3 separate regions of the Homo sapiens genome follow, and all the other regions are linked to region 3. A link is a loop called in an ENCODE intact Hi-C map of the cell type or tissue named here. Cell type or tissue: K562. All regions are shown on one strand. Each heading gives the region's core, and the rest is flanking DNA. Links, peaks and the distances in the headings are about the cores only. Region 1 overlaps SLC35F3 (solute carrier family 35 member F3). Region 2 overlaps LYST (lysosomal trafficking regulator). Region 3 has its middle 25 kb from the start of LINC01348.

Evidence for each region. A loop is a pair of places that touch in the nucleus more often than their neighbours do. Peaks named below come from ENCODE experiments on the same cell type or tissue, not always from the same donor. Only the 100,000 strongest peaks of a DNase experiment are listed, where the experiment ranks them.
Region 1: it touches region 3 in a loop (4-fold over the local background); 2 of 110 quality-filtered maps call a loop at or near these places.
Region 2: it touches region 3 in a loop (13-fold over the local background); 14 of 110 quality-filtered maps call a loop at or near these places.

Annotation. Positions count from the first base shown.
Region 1 is chr1:234,322,706-234,330,072 of GRCh38, forward strand. SLC35F3 (solute carrier family 35 member F3) reads left to right here. Exons shown (of 8, transcript NM_173508.4): 8 at 303-1,806. The coding sequence ends at 538. Among named protein-coding and RNA genes, the nearest start is that of MIR4671, 20 kb to the left of the region's middle. RefSeq lists an enhancer at 3,877-4,046. In K562, for the core only: a CTCF peak has its summit at 4,089 (motif pointing left); a DNase peak (open chromatin) is centred at 4,076; H3K27me3 peaks cover 126 bases.
Region 2 is chr1:235,780,690-235,788,056 of GRCh38, forward strand. LYST (lysosomal trafficking regulator) reads right to left here. Exons shown (of 53, transcript NM_000081.4): 14 at 6,511-6,684; 15 at 1,238-1,398; 16 at 176-366. Among named protein-coding and RNA genes, the nearest start is that of MIR1537, 69 kb to the right of the region's middle. In K562, for the core only: a CTCF peak has its summit at 2,677 (motif pointing left); no DNase peak of the experiment used is centred there.
Region 3 is chr1:235,090,691-235,098,057 of GRCh38, forward strand. No RefSeq gene overlaps it. Among named protein-coding and RNA genes, the nearest start is that of LINC01348, 25 kb to the left of the region's middle. RefSeq lists enhancers at 2,642-3,225, 3,191-3,350. In K562, for the core only: CTCF peaks have their summits at 2,777 and 3,307 (motif pointing right); DNase peaks (open chromatin) are centred at 2,861 and 3,331.

The DNA.
Region 1 (7,367 bases), core at 2,879-5,378, 770 kb before region 3:
CTCAACTGCCCTTCATTCACTTGTTTTAATCACATAAATCAATGTTTGAACTACCAAGTCAGTTTTGGGAGGTGACATACAAGTGCAAGGCTTCATACCAGAGAGGTTTGATAAAGTTAAGGGTTGTTTACTAGAGGTAACCCCAGCCCACCTGGAACAAAATCATACTGAGGAGAATCCTGTGGTCCAGGGAAGACCACAACACTGCCAGACAGAGGAGGGTGCCCCCAGGCCCTGCCCACTCTCCAGGGACATGCCCCCAACCCTGCAGCTGAGAAACCTCCATGCTCTGTCTCCCACAGTGATTGATCACTACACCAGTCAGATCGTCTTCAATGGGGTCCGGGTCATCGCCATCATCATCATCGGCCTGGGTTTTCTCCTCCTGCTCCTGCCAGAGGAGTGGGATGTCTGGTTGATCAAGCTGCTCACCCGACTCAAAGTGAGGAAGAAGGAGGAGCCTGCAGAGGGCGCTGCCGACCTGAGCTCAGGACCTCAGAGCAAGAACAGAAGAGCCCGCCCTTCCTTCGCCCGCTAACACCACTCCTCTAGAACTCGGTGGTAATGACTGGGAGGTCTATTCCTGCCGGGAGGAACCTCAGTTGGGTAAGGTGTACATACCTGTACAGTTTTGGTCATCTGCGGTAAGTTCTATGGTATTTATTGGCATGTCCAATTTGCTTGCACTTTTCCACATCAGACCTTCCACTTAAGGGTACCAATTCAATACAAAAGAGAAAAGAAGAACCTCTCAGTGCTTTTCCAACGAATGTAAAGTGGGTTTAAAAGTTCCCTGCGTAGATCGTTTTGGATGGCTGACGTTCTTGACAAGCCAGCCATCAGGGCAAGTGTTTTGAATCTTAGCAAGTGTTTTGAATCTTAGCAACTGAACATGACATTGCACACTGTGATTATTTTTCAGCTATGGTAGGTCATATTTTGTTTTATACCAGAGCTGTACTCTTAATTTTAAGGAATTTCAATGAACCAAAAGATAACTGTCAATTTATTTGGATGGATGGATGGAGGGATGGAAGGAGGGAGGGAAGGATGTCTGGGATGTGAAGAGGCAAGGCAGAAATGGATGATGAACATCAAAAACTGTCAGAGGACAGGTCTGTGCCAGGTACCAGGAAGGACAAGATAAGTCCAAGCCCCGGCTGGCCTGCTCTCACGTGTCTGTGTAAGATCATGCAAGAGAAATCACAGTGCCTTCTACAGAATTTTCGTCTTTACCTATGTGAAGCGAGGTGACGTGATACGTCACTGGCGCCGTCTTATAATTTAGATGTAAAAATCTTTAGAAACAAATAAAACTCTCTATATATGTGTATGTCTGTGTACAAAAAAATGACAGAGCTGATGGCCAGTGTATACAGAGCGTGGCCCGCGGTGTACAATACCCATATAAGGTACATTGTGCAGGAGGGGAATTGCTGGCTGCTTTTACTTCCTGACCAAGACTGAAAAATTATTTACTGAAATCTGTAAACCTTTTTATGAAACTTTTAAGCACCAGGCTGTTTACTTACACAATTTAGGTCTGCCAGAAAATTCTATCTGTGATAGATCTGTAAAGAGGGTCAGGGGTTAGAGTTTACTATTTTTGAAGTTTACATTGTTACATATGAAATGGAAACATTATTTTGAAACGTTGTCATAACCCAATGGTGCATTCTGTAACCATGGAGTCTTCTGTTTCCTGGGGGAAAGGGGCATTCATGACCTGAACTTTTTAGCAAATTATTATTCTCAGTTTCCATTACCTGTTTGGCCAAACAGATTAATAAAATATTTGAAAAAGAAGCGTTCAGTGCTGTCTCCATGGCCATTCTGTTACTTTCCCACTGCACCAGTCCTGAAGCAGTCCTCACCACATTCTGGCTTTTCCTCAATTGCACTTGCCCCCAAGAACCTTCAGGGTGGGTAAGCCAGCCCATCTGTCTCAAGGGAAGGAGACTGTAATATCGATAGAATTGACTTTTGCAAAAGTGAAATGCAGAAGCATCCCCAAAGCCTCACAGAAGCTCTAAGTCCTGGGGCAGCCTCTCCCTCCTCCACTTTTCCCCTGTTCCTCTCCCTCTCCCTCAAGGCACCTGCCCTCCGCTCAGCCCTGCCTGTGGCTTCCTTCTCACTTTTTCTTCTGAACGGGATCCGCAGCTCAGTTTACACTGGTCTCTAAGTGCCACCTAGAGCGGCAGCCCCAGTCCATAAATCTACCCAGTCTTCCAGCTCAGCCCCCACAGCCGCCTGCCTGCCTTGGGCATCCTAACTTAATGCTGGCATTTTCAATAATTTGATTGCTCCACTTCAGTAACATTATGCAGCTGTTCCAAGCAGCTGCTATGCCAGGGGCTATGAGAGCCAGTGGGTCTCATTCTAGGGCTACAGAGGGCCAAGTACTCTAGGAAGGGGTGTGAGCCAAGGGGAAACAAGAGCCTTTTTAGTACACCTCATCCCATCACCCACACCTAGAGCGTCTACACTCCATGCACCACACGTACCACTTGACACATGGGCTCTAAACCTGGAGAATCTCGTTATCCAGAGCAGAGAGCTCCCCTACCCCATGTGTCCAGGCATGTCTGGGAGGGGGCAGCTGGGGCAGCAGGATGCTGGGCTAGTTACCTCCACTACCCTGTTGAGGCTCCAAATCCCAGGGAGACAAACAGATATTTCCTTTGTAAGCCAGGACACGAAAAAGTGGGGAAGCCCTGCCTTAGGGTAGATTCATCTTATTCTCCCATTGGGCAAAAATGACCATGAAAACCCAAAAGAGTTGAGAACATGGACTCAAAGGGATATGTGCACACCCACATTCGTGGCAACACTATTCACAACCAAAAGTGGAAGCGGCCCAAGTGCCCATTGACAGAAGAATGGATGAAAAAAATGTGGCATGGCCATACAGTGGAATATTATTCCACTTTAAAAAGAAAGAAAATCTGAGCCAGGTGTAGTGGCTCACACCCATAATCCCAGCACTTTGGGAGGTGGAGGCAGGAGGGTCCCTTGAAGCCAAGAGTTCCAGACAAGCATGAGCAACATAGTGAGTCCCTCTCTTTACAAAAATAAAAATTCAAAAATTAGCTACGCATGGTGGTGCATGCCTGTACCCCTGGTTATTCGGGAGGCAAGAGGATCCTTTGAGCCCAAGCGTTCTAGTCTGCAATGAGCTATGATCACACGAGTGCACTCCAGCCTGGGCAACAAGGCAAGACCCTGTCTCAAAAAAAAGAGGAAAAGAGGAAGAAGAAAGAAGAAGAAGAGGAAGAAGAAGAAGAAGAAGAAGAAGAAGAAGAAGAAGAAGAAGAAGAAGAAGAAGAAGAGGAAGAGGAAGAGGAAGAGGAAGAAGAAAGAAGAAGAAGAAGAAGAGGAAGAGGAAGGAGCAGGAGGAGGATGGAGGATGGAGGATGGAGGATGGAGGGGGAAGGGGGAAAGAATTCTGACACATGCTACAATATGTTGAATCTTGAAGACACTGCTGGGTGACATAAGCCAGTCACAAAAGGACAAATGCTGTCTGATTCCACTTATATGAGGTTCCTGGAGTAGTCAAACTCATAGAGACAGAAGTAGAATGCTGGTTGCCAGTGGCTGGGGAGAGGGGAAATGGAGAGTTATTGTTTAGTGGGCATATAGTTTCAGTTTGCAAAGATGAAAAAAACCTGGTAGCGATTGTTGAACAATGTGAACGTACTTAATGCCACAGAACTGTACGCTTAAAAATAGTTTAAATGGTAAATTTTATGGCACGCGCATTTTATCGAAATTTTTAAAGGGACTATGAAGGGTAACGTGTATGAAATAAAATGGTTAGAACTCTCTTGCGGTCCTTTCGATACATTCTAAACCTGAGTTGGGGTTGCGGGAGGGGTAGGTTGAGAGATTTCTTTCCAGAAAGAAAACAGCCACAACCACAACACCTCCACTCCCCACCGCGCCAGAAGGTGGCCAGCACGGGGATGCGCTGCGGCAAACCTAGGAGGGACCCAAAAGCAGAAAATCCTAGAAAAGAGTTCCTGCGGATGGAACAGCGGGGCGGCTCTGAGATGCAGTCTGTGTCCCCGCTCAGCTGGGGAATTGTCTGCCCTCTAGAGGCGGGTCTGGGTAGCAATTAAAGAATGTTTCTCTGGGCTCCTTTAAAGAGGAAAAGTGAAGCCAAGACGGAGGGTACAAGAGAGGAGACCAGGACTTCCGTCTGCTGCTGATGAAAGAGGCAAAAAGCTCTGGGAAATCTCTGCTCTCTCCTTTCTTTCAGAATGTGATCGTTTGGAGCTAGAGGGCATGAAGTGACCTGCTGGCCGCCTTGCCACACCAAGTCAGAGCCGTCCCTAAGAACCCACACCTGCCGTACAGACCCTGAGCTCCTGCTCCTCTTGAGCCTTCAAGGATAGAGTTAGGCAGGAGGAATTCATGGCCAGAGACTTACTACCCCATAGAACAGATGTGTTTCTAAATCTAGCCAAGGTTGCATAACATGGAATTCTTTATCTTCAATTTTGAAAACAAATGGTTTGTCCTAAAATTAGAATGTGGTGGTGGTTGCACCATTCTGTGAATATACTAAAACTCAATACACTGCATAATTAGATGAGTGAATTTTATGATGTGTGAATTATATCTCAATAAAGCAGTTTAATTAATAAATGGTTGCCCCACAAGCTGATTTTTTTTTTTTTAAGAGATAGGGTCTCACTGTCGCCCAGGCTGGAGTGCAGTGGCACTATCTCGGCTTGCTGCAGCCTCAACCTCCTGGGCTCAGGCAATCTGCCTCCCTCAGCCTCCCAAGTAGCTGGAACCATAGGCATGCGCCACCACACCTGGCTAATTTTTTTATTTTTTTAGAGACAAGGTCTTGCTATGTCGCCCAGGCTGGTCTCAAACTCCTGCACTCAAGTGATCTTCCTCCTTGGCCTCCCAAAGCTCTGGGATCACAGGTGTGAGCCATCGAGCCCAACCTCCACAAAATGATTTAAAATTTCTTTATGGAAATCTCATAAGCACAGAGGACATTTGTTGGGTTGTTTGTGTTCTTGACTGCCCAGCGCCTGATCCCTCTTTGAAATAGCACCTTGCTCTTGCTGTGGAAGCTGAAGGGAACAGAATCTCCATTTCGGATCCTCCCACAGCACAGGAGAGGCGAGGAGGGTGTGAACTGGACTTGGCTCTGAAGCAAGATGCCAGACCCCAAAGAACAGCCGAGAAGGTGGTGCTGACTGGCCAGCTCCTGAGGGCCCTGCGGGGCCTCTGGCCTCTTCCCACCATAAAGGTCCATGGTTCCGGCCCTTTTGCAAACAGATCCTTTGGACTCACAAAGTCCCAACAGGCCTTCCAATCAATTCTCTTTTGTCGAAGACAGCAGGACACCATTTCTGTCGATTGAGTCCAAGAACTCTGAACAATATATGTGAGAGAACTGGGATGTTCAAAGAAAAGCTGAGCATTTGTTTATTTGAGGTTTGTTTGTGTGTTTTAACTTTCTGGTACACTTCTTGAAACTGGGCTTATTATGGCCTAGCAGGACTCCTAGGTCAAACTGCTTTAAAGAATGGGTAAGAATAGCTTATAAGAAATGCATCAATGATATATACATAAGGAGAGCTTAAAAGCTCCTCAGTGCTCTTAAAATATTTTAAAATAATTTTTTAAAAAATAATATTGTCTCTTCCATATATTTTTGTGCACTCAGCATTGCCAAATTCTTGAGAACATCTTTTTCTTAAGTTAAAATAGTGGTAAACCAGCTGGTAAATTTCCTCCAAATTATCAAAAACTTTGGAGTTACTAGAATTATAGGAAATGAGATTTAATGTAAAGACAACTTAATGTGTTAAAAGTTTTAGCTCAAGCCTTTTTTTCTGTCTCTTACTGAAAAAGGTACATGCTTCCTGTAGAATATTGAGAAATACCTATAAACACACAATCTAGTAGTTGTCATTGTAACTGCAGGAGGGGTAGCAGTAGCCTGTGAGGATATGACAGGGGGGCGATCCCTCTGAGAAGGCCTTGAGGGGGCTCTCAGGCACGCTCTCTGGGAGAGAGGTAAGGGCAGGGAATGCCCGTGGGAAGCTAAGTGTACACACCTGCTTAGCTCTACACCTGCTCTTCTATCCCCACAGAAAAGACACTAAGGAGAGGCTCTTGCCAGAAGAAAAACATTAGAGGAAATTACAAACCTCCAGAAGGAAATTCCAGAAATCCCCGGAGTTTATTTCTTATTGGGAATAGAAGAGCATTTGGCCACCTAAGCCTTTTAATTTGTTCAGAATTTGTGGTATGCATGTCATAGGGGGATCTCAGAGGCTAGGGAGAGACAGCCACTGGAACCGCTGTTTCTAAGACCCTCTTCCTACCCGCCCACGGAAGTGGGAATGGGGATGGAAGGCCGCACCAGAGAACACTGGCTGAGACATGACTCAGGGACCCACACTCCTCCTCCCTGCACCTCTCCCATCTTCAACGTGCAGCTTTGCAGTGGCGAGCCAGAGAAGCAAGACGAGGAGGTGGCTCACATCACTGCTGCTCAGACTGGGAAGTGTTTGAACCCTGAGGGTTTGTTTAAACTTCCAGGCCAGTCTCCACACAGCAAGAGTGGGACCATATGGGGGTTAAAAAAAGAAACCCGGTCGGGCGCAGTGGCTCACACCTATAATCCCAGAACTTTGGGAGGCCGAGGCAGGTGGATCATTTGAGGCTAGGAGTTCGAGACCAGCCCGGCCAACATGGTGAAACTCCGTCTTTACTAAAAATACAAAAATTAGCCAGGTATGGTGGTGGGTGCCTGTAATCCCAGCTACTCGGGAGGCTGAGACAGGAGAATCGTTTGAACTCGGGAGGCAGAGGTTGCAGTGAGCCAAGATCATGCCACTGCACTCCAGTCTGGGTGACAGAGTGAGACCCTGTCTCAAAAAAAATAAAACAAAGTAAAATAAAAAAAGAAACCCAGCTGGATGCAGTGGCTCATGCCTGTAATCCCAACAATTTGGGAGGCAGAGGTGGGTGGATCACTTGAGCTCGAGTTCAAGACCAGCCTGGGCAGCATGGTGAAACCCCGTCTCAATAAATAAATAAATAAAAGAAAACCTATCCGTGCATCACAGTGGTGCTCTTTTTTTAATTTATACCTGTTTATCAAGGATTAGAGTATAACTTTTTAAACTAATTTTATTTTGTCCTCAGACCACTCTCTTTTGGCATCTTCATTGATGGGAACTGTAAACCCTGTCACACCAACTAGATATAGCTATTCCCCCAGTGCTCCTGCTTTCCCTCTGTTATCTGCTTTCATTCACATGGTGAAAAATTGAATTTCCGGCATGTCTTCCTTGTGGGGAGGCTGAGAGTCTAGCACCTTTTTAGGATTT
Region 2 (7,367 bases), core at 1,639-4,138, 690 kb after region 3:
TTGAAAGGAGATCAAAGTGTTTCAATTTTTTTCAGAAAAAAACATAATTCTAAGAAAAGAAAATGATAAGGAACCACATTAAAATCTTTAGAAATCTAATTCATAACTATACATTACAATAAATATACCTAAATACATTTACTATAAAATTAAAATTTATAAAATTAAAACTTACAATTAAGAGACCAATATCCACATCTTTCTTGGTCATAAAAAGTTCTCTGATTTGTTCACATCGCAAAATTTCTTTATTAATATATTTGGAGTAGTCATTGACTGGCTTGCCATACTTACATGGCATTACAGATGTATGGTTGGGTCCACAAGCATACAGATAAAAGGCCTCTTGTGAACCAACCTTAGCTCCTGAATAGCAGAAAAATAAAGTTAGTTATTTAAAACACCCTAACCAGAATTTTTCATAAAAAGCAAGAAACCAGGAATTATTTTTTGTAGCCAGATTCTTTCAGTTGTTCACTATATTTTATAAAATTGATAAAGCCTCAATTTCGAAATTGGTGTAACGAGAAAATAACCTATGTCAACTATGATGGAAGATGAATTAATGTATATAAAGTTAATTGTGAAGCTTTTAATTAAATCATAACATTTCCATTTGCTCCTTAGCCAGAAAACAGGTTTTCTGTTTTATTTTACTTTGTTGTATTTTTTAAATAATGGGAGCTATATCTTGGTAAACTCCATTTCTAACTAAAATTTGAATCAATATCTTTATTCCTTCCTATTTAGTCAATAAACACTGTCTGAATGCTATTATGTGTGAGGTTTAAGGACATATTTTTTAAAAATCATATATTTCATTTTTCCCTAAAATTTGATATTTGTATAAGATATAATAAAATTATAAAGGAGACAACCAAGATAAGTTTACTAGTCATGATGCTACATTATCCAGTATAAAAAAACGCTAAGTTAATATGAGCTTCTCTTTTTTGAGGATGGAAGAAATACATTTTTATATTAAATGTATATATCAATTGTAAGACACAACTAGATTACAAAAACGTTAAAATATTTTAAAAGTATATCTTAGAATCTTGGAAATACAGTACTTATTAAACACAAGTAAAGGAACATAGATGGATATTTTAGCCAGGTTAATTTACTTAGTTTAATATTTGTTAACTGAGAAAAAAAACTGGAAATGTTTCAAAGGAAAAAAATCTCACTCTGTCGCCCAGGCTGAAGTGCAGTGGTGCAATCATAGCTCACTCACCGTTGAAGAGAAGCAAATTTCCCAGGTCCCATTTTCCAGCCAACTGCAAAAACTCTTCTTGGGATGATAAACAATGGCCAATCATGCAAAATGTTTTATTGCTATCAGATGACAAACTTGTTTTTCTTGGAAGCATAAAATCCAAAGTAACATCAGGCTTCCTACATTAAAAACAAAACAAAGTTAAAGCAATGACTTTAGGAAGTCTAGTACTAAGTATTTTTAAAGTATGAATATTTAACAATGGGGAATTCTTTTTTTTTTTTTTTGGAGACAGAGTCTCGCTCTGTTGCCCAGGTTGGCACGATCTCAGCTCACTGCAAGCTCCGCCTCCTGGGTTCACACCATTCTCCTGCCTCAGCCTCCCAAGTAGCTGGGATTACAGGTGCCCGCCACCAGGCCTGGTTAATTTTTTGTATTTTTTTTTTAGTAAAGACGGGGTTTCACTGTGTTAGCCAGGATGGTCTCTATCTCCTGACCTCATGATCCACCCGCCTTGGCCTCCCAAAGTGCTGGGATTACAGGTGTGAGCCACCACACCCGGCCTACAATGGGGAATTCTTGAACAATTTTCTTGGGTCATTATCAGCTGGCACTGGGGCAAGAGAGGAGGGCTAATTGTTTGTCTCTTGGTCAAAGGTGCTGCAGAAAGAGGGGAGCCAAAGAGAGATACCTGATGATCCCACGGCAGGCCATGGGAAATGTGACTAAACATTTGCTGCAAGTTTTCTTTGCCATTTGACTTCTGTATATGCACCTTCCTGGTTTACAGATATAAACCAACCACCTCCCCTTAATTTTGCCAAGAAGTCTCCCATCTTGACAAACAATTCCAAAAACTGGAATCCATGACATTCCAAAAATGTTATGTCATCTATGAGGCCTTTGAAAACTAATCAGTAAAAACATAACTTCTTCAAAATTTCTGTCTAGCCATTGAAATGCCAATACTTTCTGCATTTTCTGTTTTCTTAATGCTAAGTGATTATGCAGCTTTTGATTAGTCTCTTTTGCTTCATGGATAACGGTGAAGGAATGCTTACAAAAGACAGTACTGGAAAAGGCAAAATAAGGCTTTCTCACAGAAAGACACACAAAGCAGGGAGGACTTCATCAACTAGTGAAACCACAGAGCTCTACCCCTAATTTAGGAATGTTTTAAACTCCATTTTAAGATAATGAGAGTAATCTATGAAGGCAAAGTCTAAATAAAATTTGTAAGATGAAGACAGGATAAGCTAACACGGGTAGCTCTTAATGAGAAATTCAACTTTGTGTATATTTATTTTAAAAGTTTTGCCTAAGGCTCTCTGTTTCACATATAACATATAAACTTAACTATTTTAATGTTTTTTTTTTTAATAAAGGAAAGATGTGGGATACATTCAATGACATACTTCTCCTTGACCAAATAAATGGCTGTGACTGAAACTCTATTGCCATCTAGTGGCATTATGACTTAAAATAGTTTTAAATTTTTTATTTTAAAAAATAGTTTTTCAATGAGAACATACGGACACAGGGAGGGGAACATCACACACCGGGGCCTGTCGGCGGGTGTTGGGGCAAGGGGAGGAAGAGTATCAGGACAAATACCTAATGCACGTGGGGCTTAAAACCTAGATGACGGGTTGATGGGTGCAGCAAACCACCATGGCACATGTATACCTATGTAACAAACCTGCACGTTCTGCACATGTATCCCAGAACTAAAGTAAAATAAAAATATAACAATGAAATAAAAATAAAATAGTGTTTTTAAGGGTGAAAGAAAACCTATTGCAGGATGAATGCAAAATGAATTAAACAAATATTAAGTATCTACTATGTGCCATATATTTCTGCCATATTTGTAAGCTGTTAATAACAACTAATAGAAAGTATTAACTCATTTTCAGTACTGTTACCTTATTTTAAAAGGCCTCTTCAAATGTATTCTTTTAGAAATTCTTTTTTTTTTTCTTTTAAATTGAGACAGGGTCTCGCTCTGTCACCCAGGCTGAAGTGCAGGGGTGCAATCATGGCTCACTGTAGCCTTGACTTACTGGGCTCAGGTGATCCTCCTGCCTCAGTGTCCCGAATAGCTGGGACTACAGCTACGCATTACCATGCCCAGCTAATTTTTTTATTTTTAGTGGAGACAGGGATTTTCCATGTTGCCCAGGTTGGTCTTGAATTCCCGTGCTCAAGCAATCCTTCTGCCTCGGCCTATCAAAGTGCTGGGATTACAGGCATGAAGCACCATGCCTGGCCTAGAAATTATTCTATAGCTTATAAAGTGACAAAGATACTAGAGAACCAAGTTTAAGTCAACAGAATAAAATATTTGTCCTTGGTCACTTGCTCTGTTAACCAATGAAATTAACTTGTGCCAAATGGCAAACAATTCTCTCAAAGGAGTATAGCTGTAAGTTGGTGGGTAAAAAAACAGAGTGATATGTGAATCAAGTGACCATGCTTACTAATTTCAGACTGTCCACAATAAAAATCTAATCTCTCATTCTGAACATTTCTAATAGTTTATGGTTCCTCTACCTGTCAGCTGACATAATTCAGAAAAAGGCTGCAGGGGCAGTAAAGCATAGGGTTTTAAAGCATGGGCCCTCCCTAGGGTCAGAGTTTAGGTTAAACTTTCAGCTCTACCCCTTACTTGTGGCATGAGTTTGGGAAAGTCACTCTAGGTCTCAGTTGCCTCATATGTAAAATTGGGATAATAATATACCTACTTTATAGTATTGTTGGGAGGATTAAATCAGGTAATCTGTATAAAGTGCCTAATACAGTGCCTGGCACATATTGAGAGCTCAAGAAATTGAGTGGAGAGTGCCTAGGAGAAAGGGGCTCTCTACTTACAACTCCAGCCCCAGCTCCATCTGATTTAACTATAGGTTCTGGAAACAAATTTGCTGATTGGCTACAGCTGCCATGGCAGCTATGAAGATCGAGAACGTCACAGACAGTATTTTATTTGGAACATGGAACATGGAAATTAGGCTTCAATTACGTATTTTTACATTTTTTAAAATGAATACAACAAAACTGAACTCTTAATTTTACTTCCAAAGCATGTTCTTGCTTGTGGCAGACACCATGGACTGTAAAGCAATCCACAAGCTCCTGCTCCCTGTCTCCCTCTATTATTGAGGCTGGACAGCTGTAAGCAATCAATTGCTGCAGCCTCCTGCAGTGATGCCCTGTCTTCCACCTCAAACTGTCCTCCTCCCACCTGCACAGGGCAAATTCCATCTCCTCCTTCAGGTCTCAGGTTTAATACCCTGTTCTTAGATAGGCCTTCCCTGATCCACCCATCGTAAGTGTCAAACTCGATATTTTCTGCCTCAGGGTTTTAAAGCATGGGCCTCACAGTATTTTTCATCATTTGTAAATATTCATTTAATTGTGTTTGCTTGTTGTCTGATTCCTCATCAGACTGTGAACTCCAGGAAGGCAGGGAATGTGTCTATCTTGTTTACCATTGTCCCCTAGGCCTAATTAATATATCAAGTGCTCAAAACACTGTAATTCCTCAATAAATGTAATGAATGAACAAATGAATGAATAAAAATAGGTTAATCTGTGTTAAGGGTATATGTTATTTCCATGGTCTAATCTACTTTGAGGGATTTTTGAGAGAATTAGATGATGTATATAAAGCACCTAGCAAAAGGTCTGCAACATAGTAAGTATGCAGTATTATATTCCCTTTGATTAAATCTAGACTTCTCAGCTTGGCATTCAAAGCCTGTTAAGTAGTCTCACCATGTCCATTCATTTTTATTTCTCATTATTCAACTTAAACTCATCCAACCAGCTTAATCCTCTACCATGCTACATTACAGTTTCGAATTCTCTATCTTCTTTCATGCTACTTCATTCAATACAATACTTCCCAATGCTTACAAATCGAAGATACCTTATAGTTCCTACAGGCTAAAATTTGACATTAAGATATTCCACAAGATGTTTCTTATTAACTTGGCTCACAATTCTCCTATGTGGTAAAAATCATACAGTACTCTCCCTGAATCTATCACTTGGTATATTTCTAGCACTCTATCTGAATCTATCACCTTATACATAGGCTAGTCATTCTAATTTCTTTTGAAAGCCTAATTTAATTTAGGTATTAGCCTTATTAGCCACTTAATTTAAATAATTATCACGGCTTCAGTTTTATAATATATGGGCTTGCAGGATGAAATTACAGATTCTGTTCTTTGATATATAGTTATACATAAATGTCTAAATTTCTGGGTATCTGCATGCTCCCCAAACCCAAATATTAATTTTCAACAGTCACTTCGACAGGAGGCTTATTTTGCATGAAAATGACCAATAGGAAAAAAAAGTCCAACTCTGACAGATTTGTAAGTTAAAGTATAGTAAATTTTTCAGAGAAATGCAAATCAAAACCACAATGAGATACCATCTCACACCAGTTAGAATGGCAATCATTAAAAAGTCAGCAAACAACAGGTGCTGGAGAGGATGTGGAGAAATAGGAACACTTTTACATTGTTGGTGGGTCTGTAAACTAGTTCAACCATTGTGGAAGACAGTGTGGTGATTCTTCAAGGATCTGGAACTAGAAATACCATTTGACCCAGCCATCCCATTACTGGGTATATACCCAAAGGATTATGAATCATACTGCTATAAAGACACATGCACATGTATGTTTATTGCGGCACTATTCACAATAGCAAAGACTTGGAACCAACCCAAATGTCCATCAATGATAGACTGGATTAAGAAAATGTGGCACATATACACCATGGAATACTATGCAGCCATAAAAAAGGATGAGTTCATGTCCTTTGTACGGACACGGATGAAGCTGGAAATCATCACTCTCAGCAAACGATCGCAAGGACAAAAAACCAAACACCGCATGTTCTCACTCATAGGTGGGAATTGAACAATGAGAACACTTGGACACAGGAAGGGAAACATCACACACTGGGGCCTGTCGTGGGGTGGGGGGAGGGGGGAGGGATAGCATAGGAGATATACCTAATGTAAATGACGAGTTAATGGGTGCAGCACACCAACATGGCACATGTATACATATGTAACAAACCTGCACATTGTGCACATGTACCCTAGAACTTAAAGTACAATAATAATAAAAAAAGAAACAACAAAAAATATAGTAAATTTTATTATAGTAAAAACCTAGAAGTTTCTGTATTCTGTTTCAGAAGCTATAATTGACTAATGAAACATAACATTGTAACTGAGATTGAGATGCATTTTCTCAAAATGCTTCCTACCTCTGTCCAGAGACCCATATGGAGATTTTCCCATGAATCCTCCTTTTCCCTTGGGGCTGCTGTAAGTAGGTGAGTACTAAATGTTGCCATTTGCTTGGGAGGAAAATATTCTCCTGTGATTCAACCTGTGCTAGTAAAACAGCTTTCATGTCATCATTTGAATCCATGCACACACTACAGAAAAAGAGAAAAGGCATAGGCTGAAAACATGAAAATTCTGACCTCAGTGTTTAACATACATATAGTAACTATAATTCTAAATAAGTAAGATTAAAAATCAGTTCTATTTTTTTTAAAGTGCTTGAAAAGTCAGTAGGTCTTCGTTTTATACCATAAGTTACTTAGTTATTCTATCATTACCTCAATTCATGAACTAAAATAGATTAGGCTCATTGGCTGGTAGTCATAATTTAGGCAATAATGTTCAGAATTCAGTTTGTAAAAAAATATATATTATTACTATTTATATAGCCATTGCCCATTTAGAAATTACAATGTATTATTTGGTTCATAGAAAAATTAATATAAATGTCTAAGTATTGGAGGTCTAATCTACTTTGTGGGATTACTGAAAGAATGAGGAGATAATGTACATAAGGCACCTAGTAATGTTTGTAACGTTTACAAAGTATATATTCCTAAATAACATACTGGTTTGTTTAGATTTGAGTTTTAGACAAATAGTATCATACTATTCATACTCAATACAAATAAAAGACCTGTATCTATACTACTTAATAAAGGAGATAGTATAAAAGGACAAGATAACAAGGAGAACCCAAGCTTATTAGGTAATCGCTATTAAATATATAATGCACATGGAAAACTTATGTCTGTTAATAACATCTTAAGACCAT
Region 3 (7,367 bases), core at 1,794-4,293:
AAATGGCAAGGCAGGGAGGCGCCAGAGGGAGCACTGCTTAACACGTCCGTGGGGCTCCAAGGCTTTTAATAAAGGGATCCTCAGAAGCAGAAAAACATCTTGAGCTGTCAGAGAAGCAGTGATGTGGCAAAAATGTGAAGATTTACTGCGGTCCCGGCGGGGAGAGCTGGGGCACGTGTTACTGATTTTATCAAGGACCCACTGTCTGATTCGCCAGAGGATTTCGTGGAACAGGGAGCGCTGCTATCCGAGCAGGATCTGGGCATCGGAAGACACACGCAGCTCCTGTCTTGCTAAGAGGAGGAGGCCACCTGTAACCAGGAAGCTCCCACACTGAAGACCAGACGTCACTCGATTCCCACGGTCCACATGGCCCTTCCAGAGGAGACTGTGTTGCACAGTCGTCCACAATTTTGGAACGTCTAAGAGATGCCCACTCTGTGAGAAGCACTGGGCAGAGCTTAGGAATAAACATGGGAAGGCAGAAGTACAGCTCAAAGGCGGCATTCCAGATGCCACTTCATCCCGGGGGGAATGACAGTGATGTACCCCACAGCAGGAAACCAGGGCTCAGCACCCCCGACCTCCCTGACTGCAGTCTTCTCACCTGTGAATGATAGACTAGGGCTGGATAATGGTGACATCCCCCATAGATGGCAAGATTCTCAGAAAGAAGAATCCTGGGTCTCCCTCAACCCATGTTAGGCCTCAGTGACTGGCATGGAGTCAGATCTGTCGAAGGAATGGGTGGGTGAGGCGGTGCAAGCCCCTCCTTAGGGCCGAGACTCAGGCTTGTCCCCAGGGTGGAGAGGTCTCTAGAGAGAGATGTGGCCAGGCGCAGTGGCTCACACCTGTAATCTCAGCACTTTGGGAGGCCGAGGCAGTGGATCACCTGAGGTCAGGAGTTCAAGACGAGCCTGATCAACATGGTGAAGCCTGTCTCTACTAAAAATACAAAAATTAGCCGGGCACGGTGACACGTGCCTGTAAACCCAGCTACTCAGGAGGCTGAGGCAGGAGAATCGCTTAAATCCGGGAGGTGGAGGCTGCAGTGAGCTGAGATTGCGCCATTGCACTCCAGCCTGGTTGACGAGAGCAAGACTCCGTCTCAAAAAAAAAAAGAGATGCAATACAGGCATGGTAGCTCACGCCTGTAATCCCAGCACCTCGGAGGTCAAGGCGGGAGGATTGTTTGAGGCCAGGAGTTCAAGACCAGCCCGGACAACATAGCAAGATCCCATCTCTACAAAAAATCTAAAAATTAGCCGGGCATGGTGGTGCATGCCTGTAGTCCCAGCTACTCGAGAGGCTGAGGTGGGAGGATCACTTGAGACCAGGTGTTGGAGGCTGCAACAATCTATGATGGTGCCCCTGCACTCCAGCCTGGGTAACAGAGCAAGACCCTATCTCAAAAGAGAGAGAGAGAGAGAAGCCATAAGCTCGCAAGGAACCCCCCTGCCTTCTCCCATCCACCACAACTGCCTGCTTGGGCAGCAGGAATGGGTATATGAGGACAGGGACTTGGAACCAGGCCAACCTCAGTCAGCTCCATGCTCACTTCTGCTGGGGTTTTTTTGTTTTGTTTTGTTTTTTTGAGACGGAGTCTTGCTCTGTCCCCCAGGCTGGAGTGCAGTGGTGTGATCTTGCAACCTCCGCCTCCCGGGTTCAAGCGATTCTCCTGCCTCAGCCTCCCGAGCAGCTGGGACTACAGGCGCGCGCCACCACGCCCGGCTAACTTTTGTATTTTTAGTAGAGATGGGGTTTCACTATGTTGACCAGGCTGGTCTTAAACTCCTGACTTCAAGTGATCCACCTGCCTTGGCCTCCCAAAGTGCTGGGATTACAGGCCTGAGCCACCGCCCCCGCCTCACTTCTCCTGTTAATGACCTCAACCCTCTGAGCCAATTGCCACATCCGTGTGAAACAAGAACACCACCTAGAAAGGTTTAGAAGGGTTAGAGGTGACTGCCCGGGCGCGGTGGCTCACGCCTGTAATCCTAGCACTTTGGGAGGCCGCGGCGGGCAGATCACCTGAGGTCGGGAGTTCAAGACCAGTCTGACCAACATGGAGAAACCCCATCTCTACTAAAAATACAAAATTAGCCGGGCATGGTGGCACATGCCTGTAATCCCAGCTACTCAGGAGGCTGAGGCAGGAGAATCACTTGAACCCGCGAGGCGGAGGTTGCAGTGAGCCGAGATTGTGCCACAGCACTCCAGCCTGGGCAACAAGAGTGAAACTCTGTCTCAAAAAAAAAAAAAAAAAAAAAAAAAAAAAGGTTAGAGGGTTAGAGGTGACTTAAGTAACAGCACTCAGCATCTAGCACACAGTAGGCCCGGAGTGATCATTACTACTGGCTTACAGTGGCTTCGCCAGCACAGTCAGCCTCATGGGAAGGAGCACCCAAGTCTCAGGGCCACTCCCTGAGCACGTGTGAACTCAGCGGGATCCTTGCTGACTGGAGTCCCATGGGGAAGCATGACGGGGAGCCGGGAAGCGCTGGTCGTCCGAACGGGGCGGGAGCCTGGACAACAGGGGTACGAGGACCCAAAGCCTTCCCCTTGTTTCCTCCTCATCAATTCTCAGCAGAGTGAGGGGTGAGGAGTTAGGCCCTAGGGAGCAGGAAACAAGCAGGGATCCGGCCACACACCCACCTTCACCTTGATCCCCGGCGGGACGTCCCCACCCCTTCCCAGCAAGGCAGCCCTCAGGAGCTGCAGCCCAAGTGTCTCGCCTGGAGCTTCCAAGTGCAGAGCCTGATTTTTGAAGAACCACTGCCACACTCTGGCAAATGCAAGGAAGTCATTCTCGGTGCTGTGGCCTGGGGACCATCACGAACTGTCCTAGAGCGCAATCCGAATGCAAGCAGGGGAGAGGAGGCCCCAGCAGGCTGGATGCTGCTACGGGGAGTGACGGTCACCCCTGTGTGTCCAGAGCCCACTCCACGCCTGGAACGCAGTAAACACTGCATCGACAGTGGCCCTCCCCGCAGTCCCCCTTGCTCACCCCCTTAGCTCCTGAGCTCTTTATCATGCTTTCCGCGTGGCCCTGCTCTCACCTGACTGTAATCTGCATTTATTCCCTGTCTCCAGCTGATCTGTGAGTTCCACAAAGGGGAGAAGCCACCTGCTGGGCGGTCTTGCATCTGTGGCAATGCCTTGTGCATAAACAAACCTTCGCTAAATGTTTGTTGAGCGAACAGAAGAGCGAATGATGCACACGAATATGGAGGTCTACTAATATGTGCTTAAGGAATTAAACCGGTGATGATAGAGATGAAAGAGGCGGGTAGGTCATCGCAGTGCCTGCGGTAGGCACTAGATGGCGCCCAAGCACACCAAGAAGGCGCTGAGAGGCGGGCCGAGCAGCATGAGTTTTTGGTATAGGGGTTTCCTGGAAGATTGAAGCAGTTTATCTATGAGGGCCCCTTGACTGAAAGTCTAAGATCTGGTACAAATAAGCCAGGATCAGCGGGACATGCTGTATTACAGTTCTCCAGGGAAACAAAACCAACAGGATGTGTGTAGAGAGAGGAAGAGTTTCACGTTGAGGAATGGGCTCGTGATTGTGGAGGCTGGCAGGTCCTAAACCCAAGGCGTGGGCCAGCACAGTCCAGACCCAGGAGAGCGGAAGGTGCAGAGAAGTCCCAGGGCGTTCTGCCGGATAACTTCCCTCGCTTGGGAAGGCCAGTCTTTTTGTTCTACTTAGATCTTCAACTGATTGGATGAGACCCACCGACATTAGAGAGGGCCTCTGCTTTACTCAGAGTTTACCAATATGTTTTGGGATTTTTTTAAATATAAAATGAGATCCTGCTATGTTGCTCAGGCTAGAGTGCAGTGGCACAATCATAGTTCAATGCAGCCTCAAACTCTTGGCCCCAAGCAATCCTCCCACTTCAGCCTCCCAAGTAGCTAGGATTACAGGTGTGCACCACCATGCCTGGCTGTAATGTTGATCTCATACAAAAACACCCTCCCAGTTGACACATAAAGTTAACTATCACACACACAGCTTGAGCTGTTGTTCCAGAGAAGCCGTGATCTTTTTTATTGTTTGTTTGTTTTTTGGAGATGGAGTCTCACTCTGTCGTCCAGGCGGCGCTCAGCTCACTGCATCCTCTGCCTCCTGGATTCAAGCAATTCTCCTGCCTCAGCCTCCCGAGTAGCTGGGACTACAGGCACACGCCACCGTGCCCAGCTAATTTTTTATATTTTAGTAGAGACGGGGTTTCACCCTGTTGTCTAGGCTGGTCTCGAACTCCTGAGCTCAGGCAACCTGCCCGCCTCGGCCTCCCAAAGTGCTGGGATTACAGGCGTGAGCCACCGTGCCCGGCAGCCGTGATCCTGCATGGAGACCAACATCCTCCATCTCTCCCTCTTGCCTTCTCCCAAGAGCCCCATAATAAGTGCGAAGTGCTGGAGCAGAGACCTGTTTCCTCCCAGAGAAATCCAAAGGTTCATGGATCAGAATGTTTTGGTTTTTTGTTTTTGTTTTTGTTTGAGACGGAGTCTCACTCTGTCGCCCAGGCTGGAGTGCAGTGGCGCGATCTCGGCTCACTGCAAGCTCCTCCTCCCAGGTTCAAGCCATTCTCCTGCCTCAGCCTCCCCAGTAGCTGGGACTACAGGGGCCCGCCACCACGCCCGGCTAATGTTTTCTTTGTTGTTGTTGTTTTTGTTTGTTTTTTTTTTTGTATTTTTAGTACAGATGGGGTTTCACCGTGTTAGCCAGGGTGGTCTTGATCTCCTGACCTCGTGATCCGCCCGCCTCGGCCTCCCAAAGTGCTGGGATTACAGGCGTGAGCCACCGCGCCCAGCCAGATCAGAATGTTTTTTCCACGTGTGGCCAGGCACGGTGGCTCACGCCTGTAATCTCAGCACTTTGGGAGGCGGAGGCGGGCAGATGACCTGAGGTCAGGAGTTCGAGACCACCCTGACCAACGTGGTGAAACTCGTCTCTACTAAAAATACAAAAATTAGCTGGGTGTGGTAGTGGGCACCTGTAATCCTAGCTACTCGGGAGGCTGAGGCAGGAGAATCGCTTGAACCAGGGAGGCGGAAGCTGCAGTGAGCCGAGATCGCACCTCTGCACTCCTCCAGCCTGGGAGACAGAGTGAGACTCCATCTCAAAAAACAAACAAAAAAGAATGTTTTCCCACACACGACCCCACAAGGCAATGCAGAGAATACTACCCAGGACATGGTTCTAGGTTCAACTTCTGAGGACACTCTCCCAACCTGTTTTATAGATGCTCTTTGTAGAATTTTTGTCAGTGTTTAAAAATTAGCTTAGCCCTAAAGGTCTATGAATTGATGGTAAGTAATTTAATTGGAGATGAGTATGTGAGGAGACAAAGGAAGAAACGTTACCCTCTCCACTGAGCACAGCTAATACCGCAGATAGGAAAGAGCTTTCAGCATATTCACTGATTGGAGTCGTGTTTACATTCCTGTTGTCAACTGGAAATATTTGCTTGTTTAAAGGAAGCTTCCTGAGTGTCATCTAATTGTTAAATCTCTGTTCTGAGGGAAAGTTCTAGGTGTAGACCCACACCGCACAGTTCGTAAGTGACCATGTGCTAAGGCAAGGCACAAACTCGCCTTAGCTGCTAAATTATTTTCTTTCACCATAAAACTGCAAACAGTACTGCAAACAAATCTGCAAACAGTACTGCAAACAAATCTGCAAACAGTACTACTATCAGCAAAATCATCCATTATTTTTCCATGTTAGTATTTTTTAAGCCACTATTCTCAGAAACAAAACAAAACCTTTATTTGTGTTTAGACATCATCAGTTAGCATCATAAAAACCTTTGATTAAAGCAAAATTAGGCCATTGGTAATAGACTCACAAAAACCATTGGGGAAAAAACTGCTTCATCCTTTGAGCTACTCTCTACTTTGCAATCCAGTTTTTTAAATAAGGTTTCTAAATACACAACATGAGTAGTGACCTGCTGGTGTTTCTAGCTTGGAAGAAAGCCATGGAAGCCTGTCCCTTGGTCCACTTAGGAGAGAAGAGAGAGACAAGGCAGCCGAAAGAAAGTTCTCCAAAGTGGAGGTGCCCTTCTACAATGCTAGACAGCCCGAGCATACTCTTCACTCTTTTTGTTTGTTTTTGTTTTCGTTTTTGTTTGAGACACAGTCTCGCTCTTGACACCCAGGCTGGAGTGCAGTGATGCGATCTGGGCTCACTGCAACCTCCACTTCCCAAGTTCAAGCTATTCTCCTGCCTCAGCCTCTTGAGCAGCTGGGACTACAGGCGCCCGCCACCATGCCCAGCTAATTTATGTATTTTTAGTAGAGATGGGGGTTTCACCATGTTGGCCAGGCTGGTCTCGAACTCCTGACTTCAGGTGATCCACCCGCCTCAGCCTCTCGAAGTGCTGGGATTACAGTACAGGCATGAGCCACCGCGCCTGGTTTGTTTTTTTTCTTTCAGATTTTATGGCTTTATTTAAACACAAATAATATGTACACATGGCTGCCCATTCATTTTCTTGGCGGGGCAGCCCAGCATTGGGATTGCTGACTCTGACGGCAGCTGGGCTGCTCTTCCCGAAACAGCGTTGCGGTTCTTGGTTCTTGGAGGAGGCACGGCGAGCGGTCCCTGCACAGTCAGATTCACTGCCCATCAGCAGCACTTCCAGTTTCTTGATGTAGTGGACCAGGAACTGGTCTAACTGGTGCCAGATGAAGTTTTTGATCCTCTTTTGGATGCTCTTGGGCTCCATGAGGGGTCTGAGGGAGCCATCATTCAGAGTAGGAGATAAATGTCACCTCCGTAGACAGAACCAAGGAAAGGGTTTTTTTTGTTTTCTGGGGGTTTGTTGTTGTTTTTTGAGGCGGGATCCCATTTTGTTGCCCAGGTTATGCAATCATAGCTCACTGTAACCTCAAACTGGCGGGCTCAAGCCATCCTCCTGCTCGTCTCTCCAGTAGCTGGGACTACAGGCACATGCCATCATGCCCGGCTAATCATTTTTAAAAAATTTTTTGGCCGGGCGCGGTGGCTCACGCCTGTAGAATCCCAACACTTTGGGAGGCCGAGGCGGGTGGATCACCTGAGGTCAGGAGTTCAAGGCCAGCCTGGCCAACATGGCGAAACCGCGTCTCTACTAAAAATACAAAAAGTTAGCCAGGCGTGGTGGCAGGCACCTGTAATCCCAGCTACTTGGGCAGGAGGCTGAGGCAGGAGAACTGCTGGAACCCAGGAAGCGGAGGTTGCAATGAGCCGAGATCGTGCCATTCCACTCCAGCCCGAGCAACAAGAGCAAGACTTCGTCTCAAAAAAAAAAAATTTTTTTTTGTAGAGCTGGGGGTCTCACTGTGTTGTCCAGGCTGGTCTTGAACTCCTGGTCCCA